Linked DNA regions of Homo sapiens: regions 1 and 3 are each linked to region 2. A link is an interaction called in ENCODE POLR2A ChIA-PET data of the cell type or tissue named here. Cell type or tissue: MCF 10A. All regions are shown on one strand. Links, peaks and the distances in the headings refer to the core of each region. The heading gives the core; the rest is flanking DNA.

Evidence for each region. ChIA-PET counts read pairs that join two places held together with the same protein. Peaks named below come from ENCODE experiments on the same cell type or tissue, not always from the same donor. Only the 100,000 strongest peaks of a DNase experiment are listed, where the experiment ranks them.
Region 1: POLR2A ChIA-PET joins it to region 2 with 5 read pairs; 1 of 35 experiments calls an interaction of 5 or more read pairs at or near these places.
Region 3: POLR2A ChIA-PET joins it to region 2 with 5 read pairs; 1 of 35 experiments calls an interaction of 5 or more read pairs at or near these places.

The regions. Positions count from the first base shown.
Region 1 is chr6:138,462,876-138,468,276 of GRCh38, reverse strand. The region is part of intron 3 of NHSL1 (NHS like 1); the gene reads left to right. Among named protein-coding and RNA genes, the nearest start is that of MIR3145, 30 kb to the right of the region's middle. In MCF 10A, for the core only: no CTCF peak of the experiment used is centred there; a DNase peak (open chromatin) is centred at 3,066.
Region 2 is chr6:138,087,009-138,091,008 of GRCh38, reverse strand. It overlaps PERP (p53 apoptosis effector related to PMP22), which reads left to right. Exons shown (of 3, transcript NM_022121.5): 3 at 1-2,504. Among named protein-coding and RNA genes, the nearest start is that of PERP, 18 kb to the left of the region's middle. RefSeq lists an enhancer at 2,728-3,927. In MCF 10A, for the core only: no CTCF peak of the experiment used is centred there; DNase peaks (open chromatin) are centred at 2,498 and 3,248.
Region 3 is chr6:138,452,998-138,458,398 of GRCh38, reverse strand. All of the region lies in intron 3 of NHSL1 (NHS like 1), which reads left to right. Among named protein-coding and RNA genes, the nearest start is that of MIR3145, 20 kb to the right of the region's middle. In MCF 10A, for the core only: no CTCF peak of the experiment used is centred there; DNase peaks (open chromatin) are centred at 2,508, 2,888 and 3,168.

The DNA of each region.
Region 1 (5,401 bases), core at 851-4,850, 380 kb before region 2:
ATCTGAACCTAGGAAAGGCACAATAAAAATGCAGCAGAAATGATGAAAAATGGTACACCTCAATAGGGCACTTACCATGAATGGAGCTTGCAGGACTGGAAGTTGCTCTGGGTGAGTCAGTGAGTGTGGTGAGTGAATGTGAAGGCCTAGGGCATTATTGTACACTATTGCAGGCTTTATAAATACTGCACACTTAGGCTGCACCACATTTACAAAGAAAAATTTTTCTAGCCAGTTTCAGTGGCTCACACCTGTAATCCCAGCACTCTGAGAGGCCAAGGTGGGAGGATTGCATGAGTCCAGGAATTCAAGACTAGCCTGGGCAACAAACTGAGAACCCATCTCTACAAAAAAGAAATATGTTTCTTTCTTCAATAGTAAATTAGCCTTAGCTTATTGTAACTTTTTTACTTTGTAAGCTTTTAAATTTTTTAAACTTTTTGACTGTTTTGTAATAACACAGCTTAAAACATAAATACATTGTATAGCTGTACAAAGATATTTTCTTTATATCCTTATTATGTAACCATTTTTCTATTTAAAATGTTTTCCTTTTTAAACTTTTTTATTAAACACTAAGACACAAGCACACATATTAGCCTTGGCCTACACAGGATACAGGGTCAGCAGCATCAATATCACTGTCTTCCCCTCCACATCTTGTCCTACTGGAAGTTCCTCGGGGCAATAACACCCATGAAGCTGTTATCTCCTATGATAACAATACCCACTTCTGGAATATTTTCTGAAGGACCGGCCTGAGGCTGTTTTACAGTTAAGTTTTTTTCATAAGTAGGAATACCTTCTAAAATAACAAAAAATACTGGCCGGGCGTGGTGGCTTACGCCTGTAATCCCAGCACTTTGGGAGGCCGAGGCGGGCGGATCATGAGGTCAGGAGATCGAGACCATCCTGGCTAACACGGCAAAACCCCGTCTCTACTAAAAATACAAAAAATTAGCCAGGCGAGGTGGCGGGCACCTGCGGTCCCAGCTACTCGGGAGGCTGAGGCAGGAGAATGGCGTGAACCCGGGGGGCGGAGCCGGCAGTGAGCCGAGATCGCGCCACTGCACTCCAGCCTGGGCGACAGCGAGATTCCGTCTCAAAAAAATATATATATATAAAATAAAATAAAATAACAAAAAATATAGTATGGTAAATACATAAACCAGTAGCATAGTCACTTGTTATCATTATCAAGTATGATGTATTATGCATAATTGTGTCATATTTTGTTTTTTTGTTGGTTTTGAGATGGAGTTTCACTCTTGTCACGCAGGCTGGAGTGCAGTGGCACGATCTCAGCTCACTGCAACCACTGCCTCCTGGGTTCCAGCAATACTTAGTAGATTTTTAGTAGAGACGGGGTTTCACCATGTTGTCCAGGCTGGTCTCAAACTCCTGATCTCAGGTGATCCACCCGCCTTAGCCTCCCAAAGTGCTGAGATTACAGGTGTGAGCCACTGAGCCGGGCCTCATATTTTTATATGTGTCATATTTTTATATGACTCTCAGGGCAGTGGGTTTGTTTACACCAGCATCACCACAAGCAAGAGTAATGCGTTGTGCTGTGTTATGATGGCTGCAACATCACTAGGCAATAGAAATTTCTCAGCTCCGTTATGATCTTATGGGACCACCATCATATATGCGGCCTGTTGTTGACTGAAATGTCATTATGCTGCACATGACTGTAAGTAATTTTGCTCTGTTAGAAAGTGGCATATGCTCGAGTAAAATAAACTGGAGGGACGGTTGCAATGTTAAATGAAAAGGATAGGCCTTACTCAGCATAGAGGTGATTGGGATTGAAAGAATGAGCATTTCTGGAAGAACATTTTAGAAACAGAAAAATCATTCATTTCTGGAAGAATGTTTTAGAAACAGAAAGCAGCCAGTGCAATAAATGTTTCTTAAGAGTGTATGTGGGGCCAGTGGCCAGGCGTGGTGGCTCACGCCTGTAATCCCAGCACTTCGGGAGGCTGAGGCGGGTGGATCACAAGGTCAGGAGATTGAGATCATCCTGGCTAACATGGTGAAACCCTGTCTGTACTAAAAATACAAAAAAAATTGGCTGGGCATGGTGGCGGGTGCCTGTAGTCCCAGCTATTCGGGAGACTGAGGCAGGAGGATGGCGTGAACCCGGGAGGCGGAGCTTGCAGTGAGCTGAGATCGCACCACTGCACTCCAGCCTGGGCAACTAAGCAAGACTCTGTTCCCCCCTGCCCCCCCCCCAAAAAGGAGTGTATGTGGGGCCAGGCGCAGTGGCACACGCCTGTAATCCCAGCACTTTGGAAGTCCGAGGTGGGTGTATCACCTAAGGTCAGGAGTTTGAGACCAGCCTGGACAACATGGTAAAACCCCGTCTCTACTAAAAATACAAAAATTAGCTGGGCATGGTGGCAGGCACCTGTAATCCCAGCTACTCGGGAGGCTGAGGCAGGAGAATTGCTTGAACCCAGGAGGCAGAGGTTGCAGTGAGCCAAGATCATGCCCCTGCACTCCAGCCTAGGCGACAGAGCTAGACTCTGTCTCAAAAAAAAAAAAAAAAAGAAAAGAAAAAAAAGTGTAGGAGATATATCAGATGCTGCAAAATGCAAAGATTAATAAGATATCTCTACATGCCTTAAGGATTTTATAGCTCTCCAGGGTAGGGAGAACTAAGTAGAATAAAAAGCATTATATATAACCTGCTGTTATAAGTGTTTGGCATACAGTACTAGGTGAAAAAGAAATTCTTCTGACTTGGATAGTCAGGAAATGGGGGAGGGATCCAGAGAGGGTAAAGTATGTAAGAAGAATAGTTGTGGGGCTGTTGCAACAGGCAAAACGGCACTGAGGACTGAGACCAAAAGTGTAGTTGTGTGAATGATGAGGAAGGGAGTTAGTTAGGAGATGGTGGCATTCAGAGTTAGGAGATCAGTTTCAAGTTTAATTCTGCCACTTGCTGTGTTTCTTTGGATGCATCACACCCCTTTAAGGCATTAATTTCCTTATGTAGAAAGTGGGGAGTGGAGTAAGATTGTTCCCTGTGAGCTTGCAGGACTGGAAGTTGTTCTGGGTGAGTCAGTGAGTGTGGTGAATGAATGTGAAGGCCTAGGGTATGAAGTTGTTCTGGGTGACTCAGTGAGTGTGGTGAGTGAATGTGAAGGCCTAGGGTATTATTGTACTCTGTGAGCTTTTTGAACAAGCAGTTTATTCATTCTTTTTTTTTTTTTTTTTGAAGGCATACATATTGCTTTATGTAAAACATACAGTGAAGAGAGCCAGGCAAGGTGGCTCATGCCTGTAATCCCAGCACTTTGGGAGGCTGAGGTGGGTGGATCACCTGAGGCCAGGAGTTTGAGACCAACCTGGACAACATGGTGAAACCCTGTCTCTACTAAAAATACAAAAATTAGCGAGGCGTGGTGGCACGCACCTGTAATCTCAGCTACTAGAGAGGCTGAGGCAGGAGAATCACTTGAACCTGCGAGGCAGAGGTTGCAGTGAGCCGAGATCATGCCACTGCACTCCAGCCTGGGTGACAGAGCCAGACTCTGTCTCAAAAAAAAAAAAAAAGAAAAGAAAAAAAAAAGTGAAGAGAAAATATCTAGCTATTTGAACGTAATTATTCCAAACAGCGAAAACACACAATTAAAACAAGTGAAGGAAAGCTACTATAAAATAACAGATTAGATACTTTTTAAGGATCACTTATAGTAAATCTAGAAATGGAAAAAAAAAATCACAGAGACAGAATTTGTTTAGCGCTAAGTGCAAATGCTGCTGAGATGTTAGTGGACTGAGGCTCAGAATTTAAGCACTGCAGCTGTTCTCCAGCGGCCTAGGGCTGCTGTCTTCTGCAGCGCTCCCATCCTCGGCCTTCCTGCCCTGACCTGTCTTCAGAAGTGCCTGGCGAAGGCAGCGATGGCGACCACCTGCAAGATGGCCTCCAGGCCGTGGAGCTCCAGGAGTGTGGCGCTGAGGGCCCAGTCCGCCCACGACACCAGGGTCTGCCAAAGCAGGAAGTGGGCAGAGAGGAGGACGGTGCCGGCCGTGATGGCCAAGCTGGCGGCCAGCAGCCTCTCAGCCTCTGTCAGGCTGCCCCTGGTGCCCAGGTATAACTGTACTGCTTCCCATCAGAAACAACGGAGTGAGATCGAGGACCAGATAGCGGTGAGGATAGCTGAACACCTGACCTCGTGCGCGGCCACCATCTTGCTCACCCCCTCATTCATTTACTGAGTAAATATTTATTCAGTCTTGCCAATATGCCAAGCATTGTTCTAAGTCCTGAGAAGCCATCAAGTGAACCAAAGCCACTTCTGTTGAAGGAAAGATCATGGTGAACAAACAAGCATCATACAACACCAGGTGGTGATACGTGTTATGAAGGTAAATAAAACAATGGTAAGGGGAGTTCTAGAGCAACAGGACTGCCATTTTAGATTGAGTGTCCAAGAAGGACTCTGAGAGTCATCATTAGAGCAGACTACCGAGTGACATATAAGAACGTCACACAAGTGGGAGTTGAGCAGTGAGAACACATGGACACAGGGAGGGGAACATCACACACCGGGGCCTGTCAGCGGGGTGGGGACAAAGGGGAGGGAGAGCATTAGGGCAAATACCTAATGCATGTGGGGCTTAAAACCTAGACGACGGGTTGATAGGTGCAGCAAACCACCATGGCACATGTATACCTATGTAACAAACCTGCACGTTCAGCTCATGTATCCCAGAACTTAAAGTAAAATAAAAAATAAAACTTTAAAAAAAAAAAAAAAAAAGAACATCGCACATGGGAAGGCCTGGAAACCTTATTTTAGTTATCCTGCGAGAAGAATAGCCACACACCAGAGCAAGTGGGCACTGAGCAAGGGGAAGAGTGGCGATAATGACTTTGGAGGAAATAACCAAGGACCAGATCACATAGGACCTAATTAGCCATAGTAAAGATTTTGGATTAGTTGCTCCTGGGTGAGATGGGGAGTCACTGGAGGAGTTGAGCAGGGAAGTAACATGATCTGATTGATTATTTAACGGGATTGGTCTGTAGGAAAATTAGACCATAGAGAGTGGAAGACAGAAGCACAGAGACAAGACAATAGGCCCTTGCAATAATCCAGGCAAGTGATAGCCAAGGGTGGCTGGGACCAGAGTGGCAGTGGTGGTGTTTCTAGGTTTATTTGGAAAGTGAATCCTGCAGGATTCGCTTAAGTTATGAGACAAAGAAGAGTTGAGGATAACTCCATCTGCTATTTTTCTAGCTTGGTCTCTCTAGAATCTCATTACAAAAATTATTTCACCCCCTGAGAAATTCTCACCCATTAACCCTGCCCTCTTCATCTACACACTCATCCTTCCTTGGCTTATATTACATGGCCTGCCATTGCACTCACTTCTTTGCCCACATTTT
Region 2 (4,000 bases), core at 1-4,000:
AAATGTCTGATATAAAACATGCCACAGGAGAATTCGGGGATTTGAGTTTCTCTGAATAGCATATATATGATGCATCGGATAGGTCATTATGATTTTTTACCATTTCGACTTACATAATGAAAACCAATTCATTTTAAATATCAGATTATTATTTTGTAAGTTGTGGAAAAAGCTAATTGTAGTTTTCATTATGAAGTTTTCCCAATAAACCAGGTATTCTAAACTTGTTTCCAGTTTGTAGTTTTTCCATTTTTCAAATCTGGGGAAAGGAATTAAAAAAAAAATGGGTAATAAGAACATGGGATATAATGAAAAGTGGTTTTTGTTTGTTTTTTTGTTTGAAGTTTTAAGGGCCTTGCTCATTTTAGGTGTCCAAAACCAATTTTTGAGTGGAGATTAATGAATTCTAATAGTCTATTCCCTGAACTTTTCCTCAATGAACAATACCCTAGACACACATTAAACAATTTCTCTGCAGTGCTATCAACCAGAGGAAAATGGACTAAGAGATTTCTGGCAGGTTCAGACACCCGGGGGACATGTGTGCAGTGTAGCTGAAGCCTCCTCCTTGTGCTGGGGTCCCCTTCCATTCAGGTGGTGGGGTAGCAGTCTCTCTATTTTCCCCTTGCCCTCCTTCCCATTTTATCATTTGTTATTTTTTTTCCCACCATAAGTCATATGTTACTTCCACTATGGTGTATGTCATTGTGAGGATGGGTGCAGAGAGGCTGGGTGGGAGAACGGAAATATATCTCCCTAGGGCTACTGTTGGCCAGCTAGTCCTTGGCAGTGAATTTTTCTATGCTTTTCAAAATGCGAGGTGAATGTTTCTCATAGAGAAATGTAATCTGGGTGATTATACCAAAATTGAAAAGAAAAACCCACACAACTATGCCGTGGCTGGTGGAGAATTTGAAGTGGTCATTAAAAATGTTAAAAATCCCATCTTTTAAAGTGATACCACAGCTCATTCAAGAAGATACTGGATATCTAGAGATTAAGAAACGTGGTCTCCTGTTAAACATGAAAATGACTCCGTTTATAAGCTTCTCTACCACATGCACTTGTCTTTGCATGATTTCCCATCCAGCCTTCTTCCCCTCCTCAATCACACAATACCTTAACGGCGCACATTTAGGAAAAATGCAACCTCCTGGGACCAACGAGCCTGATATAATAGAACCATGTCAACCTAAAGTATTTATGACAAAGATAAACTCTTATTTTGCAGAAATGGTCTGCTTCCTTCAGCCTTGTTCTAGTATAGAGATCTGCCATTCCTTGTTGATCCAGATTCACCAAGACAGATACCTTTATGTCATAACAGAAGGGAAGTTCCAGAGGATTCTGGAGAGTAATGAAGAATTGGGCTGAGAAACCACCTGAAGGCTAACAGTGCATTGCATGAGATTTCCCACAGTAAAGCTGAGGTGCTTTTTGGTTCAGTAATTAAATATTGAGTTCCCACCCTTTAAATAAGCAGTTCTAGGTTCCTAAGCAATTATTTCACTCTGTAAGTAGCCAGACATGCTAAGTGGCACTTACTGCTGATTGTAACAAAGAAGTAATATATCAAGGTCTTTCCATGTTCACACAAGGTAGCTTGTGTGTAATAACTTAGCTTCAAAACCATAGACTGCAGAACTCACAAGTTCAACAGCCTTTCCTTTTTTAAGGAAATGAAAACAATGGAAAATATAGTCATCATAACTTAATTCGGTTTATTTTTTTTTTCTGTAAACTCCCCCTGAAAGACATTCCTATTAATACAGTAAATGTGAACACTGACTTGTTTTTATAAGCACATCTGAAAGGGCATATTTGAGTCTCATCCCAACTTTGGTCCTTGCTATCTGTGCAGGCTTGGGCAGGTCATCTCCCTGCTGGTCTCAATATCCTCACCTGTAAAATGATTGTAAATGATCCCCCTACCTTCAAGATTCTCTGATTGATAGAATTTTTTCTTTAATTAAAAAATTTTAAATATTCCTTGAGTTGGAAGCACTGATCAATAAGTGGATTGCTTAGGGAGGTTGGAACGAATAGATTCAGTCCCAACTTCCTCTTTTAAATTCCCTCTTCCTCACTCTTCCTGCAACACTTATTTTTACAGTTGAGTTTTAAAAATAAGTAATATATAAAATAATTTCTGTAGTGTGGTTTCAGATTTAAAAATTCCTGCAGACAGGCTGGGCTTGCAACCCCATCAGTCGATGGTCAGAGCCCTTTGCTTTTTGAGACCATTTTTAGGTGAGCTTGGCTTGCCTGGATACAGTGTGCAGTGCATTCTTCCTGAATTTTGCAATTCTGGTATCTGGGTGTATTTTCTAGGTGTGTCAGGGTGAGTGTAATCCACCTAGGGTGTGGAAAAAGCCAAGAAAGGGAAATTAAAAGAGGTTCCTATCCAGTCATGTTAATGATCTTCCACTTGTACTATCCTGTGCTTCGTTGTTAACCTCGAAAACATACTTTGTTGGCTGCAAAAATAAACAAAGGGAAACTCAGAAGTGTGTGAGCATGCGTGTGTGTATTTAGAGATAGTTCTCTGGTGAAGAAATGGAATCCTGCTGATTTAAATGGCACAAGATTGTCTTCGTGATAATGAGTCATCATATAATCATAATAGATGGTTGTGTAATGGGGTGACCCAGCCAGTTTTTCCAGTGCAAAGACTCAAGGTAATTAACCTGCTATTATCAACTGCTTTTGATTAAGTTACTTTCAAGAGGAAATACTTAGATTTGAAACATAAACTCTGAATTTCATCAATAAAAGTAAATTGCCAAGTGAGACTTTGAAAGCAAGTTCCATGTGGATACCCTCTGTTTCCCTATTCTATCCTTTCTATCGAGTTGAAATGCTTCAGTGAAAATTTGCATTTCCAAATGCCACCCCACCCAATTTCCAAAGTCAAGCAACACCTCAATGCTTAATCCTTTCCCAATGAAAAAACAACAATAACAACACTAAAGAAAAACTGATTTCAGCGCAGATGTAGAAGACTGTGAGAAATGGACACAAAGGACACTGGCATCTGCATGATCGATTTCATGTTGATAGAATTGTCATTGGAATAATATCCTCTTCTGAAGATGTGTAGGTGATAAGAAGTGGGACACATCATGACTGGAGACATCAACATGATTACATGAATTCCTGGCAGATCCCAAACAAAGACAACCGCCTTTGTCTCAGAACAGTATATGAGTCATGCAGGACACCTAGGGGCTCTCACTCTGGAGTGATTTAGGGAGCTACTGTAATTTAGGGAGAGGTGACCCTTCCTCTGGGCTGACACAGCCTCCTCCCACCAAGAGCACCCTGGGCTGGGTGCCCTTGTGCAACAGGGCACAGCTGCACCATCCTCCCAGGAGAACTGGCTATGAGATTAGGGCATCCAGACACCACGGTGGAACAGTCTCTAATCCAAAGACAAACCCCAGGAGGGATGAAAATTACTGCCAGGGGTGTTTAAAGAAGTCAGTCAAGCCTTGTTCCTCTTCCCCCCACTCCATATATCCCCACATTTACCTCTCCAAAATTGTCTTTTATTGGGCTCAGAAACACAGAGGCATCTTTTTCCATCAATGTCAGGGATTTAAGTACAAGGGTGAATAGACCTTTCCCTGCATTCTCCAATTTATGACTTTGAAGGGTAAATTCAACATTCAGAAACATCACAAATTCTAAGCTAAGTCAAATGATGTTTGTCTTTTTCTGCTGCAAATACACAGTGCCTTAAATGAAACTACGATACATTTTTTTTAAAAAAAGTACTATGTTGAAGTTTCTCAGTTCAGAATGCAACCTTCATGCTTCCTGATTGCAAAGACTAACAATAAGCTTCTAGTTGCAACTGGCTAATTATTAGCCTAATTGCCCTAGAGGGGCTCGCTGGGAATCTCTGAGTGAGTTGTCTCTTTCACTCTTGGGTAGAGTGGTGCTATCCTTGGACTATAGCAAAGCTGAGCTGTTAAAGGAAAGCCATGTCAAGAAGAGA
Region 3 (5,401 bases), core at 700-4,699, 370 kb before region 2:
TGGGGGATGAGAGGAGGAGAGAGACGACTAAGGAAGCTGAATCTAAAGTTTGTGTAGCTAGGAAAGCTGTAAAACAAGAGAGCAGTAAGGAAGAACTGACTTGACCCGGTATGAGAACATAGAGTTAGGGATTCCTCCATTGTGGCAGCTGAATGTGCAAACCAGTATAACAGAATATTAAAAACAGAATAGAAGTCTAGAAATAGACCTAAATCTTCATGGGATTTAGTAGATCATCAAGCTATCATTTGAAATCAAGTGGGAATCCAGTAACTGTTGAAAGGGGCTCCAGGCCAGCAGTATGGTCTTCCGTGTTAAGACTAAGACTCCTAACCGTGGTTCATGTTCTTAACATCACCCTAACAGTTGGGATTTTTTTTTTTTTTTTTTTCAGTTGGAGTTTCACTCTGTTACCTAGTCTGGAGTACAGTGGCACAATCTTGACTCACCACAACCTCCACCTCCTGGGTTCAAGAGATTCTCCTGCCTCAGCCTCCCGAGTAGCTGGGACCACAGGCACGTGCCACCATGCCCAGCTAATTTTTGTATTTTTAGTAGAGACGGGGTTTCACTATGTTGACCAGGCTGGTCTTGGGCTCCTGACCTCGTGATCCGCCCACCTCGGCCTCCCAAAGGGGATCATTTTAAATATAGAGTGTGTAGGAGTCAATTTGGAAGGGAAATTCGATCTGGAAAACCTTTTATTTTGTATTTCCTAGTAGGTGTTGAGGGGAGGGGTGTGTTACAAAGAGCAGTGACTATATGGAAGAAGGGATGCATGAGTTAACAAATTATTGACTTTAAAAGAGGTATTTCTTACAAAAATCATCTAATTTGCATTCAACAAATATTAAAAATCCATTATGTGCTTAAGATGAGTTGCTAATATGGCAAAGGTTAAGGACATATAAATTAGAAAAGAGAACCTAGAGGACGTCGATTCTGGTTATTTACTCTGGCTAATTGTTCTAGAATAATTATCTTCATTATCCTAATGTGAAACACCAAGTAGGACTCTATGTGTTATGTTATGAAGAAAGATGTTTTGCTAACGAGATCCACACATATCTTTGATGTTCAAAGTGGGAATATAGTGTAGCAAGAAGAAAATTGTTGAAAATATTTCCAATTGTATATGTTATGCATATCATCTAAACATAAACATGATGCATTGAAAAAAATACTGTTGGCAAAGCAATTTAGAAATTCCAGAAAATAAGCCAGGCATGGTAGTGTGTGCCTGTAATCCCAGCACTTTGGGAGGCTGAGGCAGGCGGATCCCTTGAAGTCAGGAGTTCCAGACTAGCCTGGCCAACATGGTGAAACCCTGTCTCTACTGAAAATATAAAAATTAGCCAGGCGTGGTGGCATGCACCTGTAGTCCCAGCTACTCAGGCTGAGGCAGGAGAATTGCTTGAATCTGGGAGGTGGAGGTTGCAGTGAGCTGAGATCGCACCACTCCACTCCAGCCTGGGCGGCAGAGTAAGTGAGACTCCATCTCCAAAAAAAAAAAAAGAAAGAAAGAAATTCCAGAAAATACCTTTTCATTCAACTCTGAAATCAAAGAGTACACCATTGCTTTGTGTACTGTTTTTGACTTTTTTCTCTTTTCAGTTTTCAGCATATGCCAAGTACTGCCAAAGAGGTTCTTGCATTTGAAGGCAGGTCAGTTATCAGTGCGAAAATACTTACTGTGAGTCGATAGGGAATTTTTCCACCTGCCATTATCGGAAGTTATATTTGATGATACGTTCACTGAATCTGGGAAACCTTCACAGAATCCCCATTGTCTTAGCAGAAAGGATATCAATCATGAGTTATGCAATCTCTTGTGTAAAATTCACCCCTAAAGAGATGTATTAGATCTAGATTTTTGGCAGTAAACAGTTGGCTTTAATAGTCGTGACAGAAATCGAAATTTCCCTGTTTCCTGTTATTCTTTGAACTGGCATGTCAGCTTCTGTTTTAGGCTTTGTTGATAAGAAATATTTAAATCAAAGGAAGACTTTGAAGAAAAGGCAGTAACCTTGCTGCCATACCTGTAAACACAGGAGGCTTATTTAACATGATGCTTGAGAGCGTAGGTTTGGGGCAGCTTTTCCACCTGTCAGAGCTCAGTGGCCTTGGATAAGTTGCTTTCGTCTGTGAGGTTCAGGTTCCTCAACTGTAAAGAGATAAAAACCACATGTTCCGGTTTGCTTAGAACAGCCCTGGTTTACAGCTGTTATTCTGTGTAATTATTAATTGCACCCCCTTTCACTCTCAGAGGTGTTCTGGTTTCGATAAAATTACATAGTTACCCTAACCTACCTTGGAGAGTTGGTGTGAGGTTGAAGTAAATTAATGTTTGTGAAACCCTTAGCACAGTGCCTGGCACAGACTAGATGCTCAGATGATGATGATAAGTATTGTTAAGCTGATTGGTATTTCAAACCACGCTTCAAAGAAAATGATTCAATAGACAATGTCTGTTTTTATAAAAATTTGGCCACTCTCCCAATCATCTCGTCTTTTGTTCCACCCACATAGAATTTCCTGCCCAAGGCAATAAATTTGAGAGGTTTCAGCAGCTACTGACGAATTTCTGATTGTCATGGCTTTACAGGTTATCTAGGTGTGGCACTACCAGTGTTTATGCTATTGCTAGCTTGTTCATCGGGGTACACGTTAGGATATAGAACTTTTTCACAAATTAGATCTTATTTTCCACAAACAGCCCCATGAAACAGATTATTTTAATAGCTATTACTATTATTTTAATCTGGAAATGGAGACTCAGAAATATGAAATGGCTTTCTCAAGATCACATAGCTCGAAAGCACCAGGAAGCATGCGAAGGCGGGGCTCCTTGCAGGGAGCATGTGAAGGCGGGGCTCCTTGCAGGGAGCATGTGAAGGCGGGGCTCCTTGCAGGGAGCATGTGAAGGCGGGGCTCCTTGCAGCTCATTTCTTTTCATCGCACCATGCTGGTTAAGCAAAAGGGCAAGATTACTCAGTTACCTCAATTCCTCCTCATTATGCCCAATTTTGTCATCTCTTATTCCTCTTTGACTTGTCTGGTATGCTTCACTCAATTTTTTTTTCCCCCAAAAAAGTTTTTAAGTGCTACTTGGTCTCAGTATATGGATCCCATTCTTGGCCTAGGGCAGCTTACAGTCGAGAAGTGATTACTCCATGTCCAATCATGTGTTACTGGGTCTCTGTGAGTAATTTCAGGAAACTGTAGAAACACAAATGAGTCAATGCTCACTGCTCTGCAGTTATGGCACCTTCTTATTCCATGCCATTGCAGACAAAAATGAGAAAATTGGGGTCTGTCATTCCCACGCCTTTTTGCCTGCAAACCAGTGAGAATGTCTCCAATGACCCATTCCAGTTTCTCTTGCTGTTTCCATCCCACTACTCTATAATCAGGGTCTGTTTATACCTGCCTTCTCTTCTAGATTAATGGACAGCATCCCTATCTTGTTGATCTCTGTGTTTCCAGTATGATGCCAAGCACTTGGCACATGGAAAGGCTCAGGCGCCAGGGACTGTGCTCAGTGCTGTATGTGAATATATTCAGTATTTATTGCAACCATGCAAAGTAGCTTTGATTATGCCCATATCATGGATGAGAAAACTGTATCTTGGAGAGATTAGATCACTTGCCTAAGATCACATAGTTTTTAAATACTGAAACAAGATCTTTCTTTATTAAAACGCCTTTTATTGAAGTATAACTTACATAAAATAATCTATACATATTTAAAGTATACAACTTAATAAATTTTGACATATGTATACACACAGGAGACCATTACCATAATCAAGAGAGTGAACACATCTATCACCCCTAAAAGCAAAACCAGGATTTAAACCTAGACTTACGACTCTAGAGCTCATGTTTTTCCCCCAGTAATGACTGTATGGGGAGTAGAGCCTTTGCCACAGTCCTTTCCTCCTAACCATTCTCATTCTCTTATGGGGAGTTTTGCATTGTTGAGATAATACAAAGAGCATCTTTTACAACCCAATTGTCCATCAATAAAAAATGTGAATAAATTAGTACTGGAGTGGAATGTATACCCCAGTGAAATGAATGAATTACAGTTTCACACAACTACATGGATGTGTCTTAGAAAGATAATAGTAAGAAAAACACAAAGAGAATAATACTATTTTTGTAAAAGTCAAAGCAAGTTTATGCACGCACGCACACACACACACGCACACATATAACAAGGAGTAATTAGGAACACAAAATTCAGGCTAGTGGTCACCTCTGGGGAAGTAGGGAGATGGGATGGGGCATGGAGGGAGATGCAGGTTTTTAGTAATATTTTAGGTCATGGGTTGAGTAGTGAGTTCTTGAATATTCATTATGTTATATGATTTTAATACATAATTTGTTATTCTAAAATATGATTACAAACAACTTACTGTATCAGTTTAAACATATATGTTCTAATTAAGTATTTTCTTTCATTTGAGGAAAGGATCGCTTAATATGGGATAGTTAAGATCCAAAATATTTTAATTCACTGTGTGATAAGAAAGTTTAGAGCTCTTAGGGCCTGGTGCAGTGGCTCAAGCCTGTAATTCCAGCACTTTGGCAGCTGAGGCAGGAGGATGGCTTGAGCCTAGGAGTTCAAGACCAGCCTGGGCAATGTGCAGGACCCTGTCTCTACAGAAAGTTTTCAAAAATTAGCTGGGCATGGTGGCTTGTGCCGGTCATCCTAGTTACTCGGGAGGCTGAGGTGGGAGGATCGCTTGAACCCAGGAGTTTGAGTCTGCAGTGAGTTGTGATTCTGCCACTGCACTCTAGCCTGGGTAACAGAGTGAGACCCTGTCTCAAAAAAATAATAATACAATAAAAATAAATGAAAAATAAATAAATTAGCCAGGGACGCTGATGCACATCCATACTCCCAGCTACTTGGGAAACTGAGGCAGGAGGATTGCTTGAGCCCAGGAATCTGAGGCTGCCATGAGCTGTAATCACTGTGCTGCACTCTAGCCTGGGCAAGAGGGCAAGACCTCATCTCAAAAACAACAACAACAAAAGAAAGTTTAAAGCTCTTGATAAAGCAATTAGATTTGAGGTAAAGGGACTAATATAATACATATGAAAGAATGAACAATTAGGCTGGGCATGGTGGCTCACGCTTGTAATCCCAACACTTTGGAGGCTGAGGCGGGCGGATTACCTGAGGTCAAGAGTTTGAGACCAGCCTGGCCAATGTGGTGAAACCCCATCTCTACTAAAAATACAAAAATTAGCCAGGCATGGTGGCACGTGCCTGTAATCCCAGCTACTTGGGAGGCTGAGGCAGGAGAATTGCTTGAACCTGGGAGGCGGAGATGCAGTGAGCCAAGATTGCGCCACTACACTGCACTCTAGCCTGGGCGACAGAGTGAGA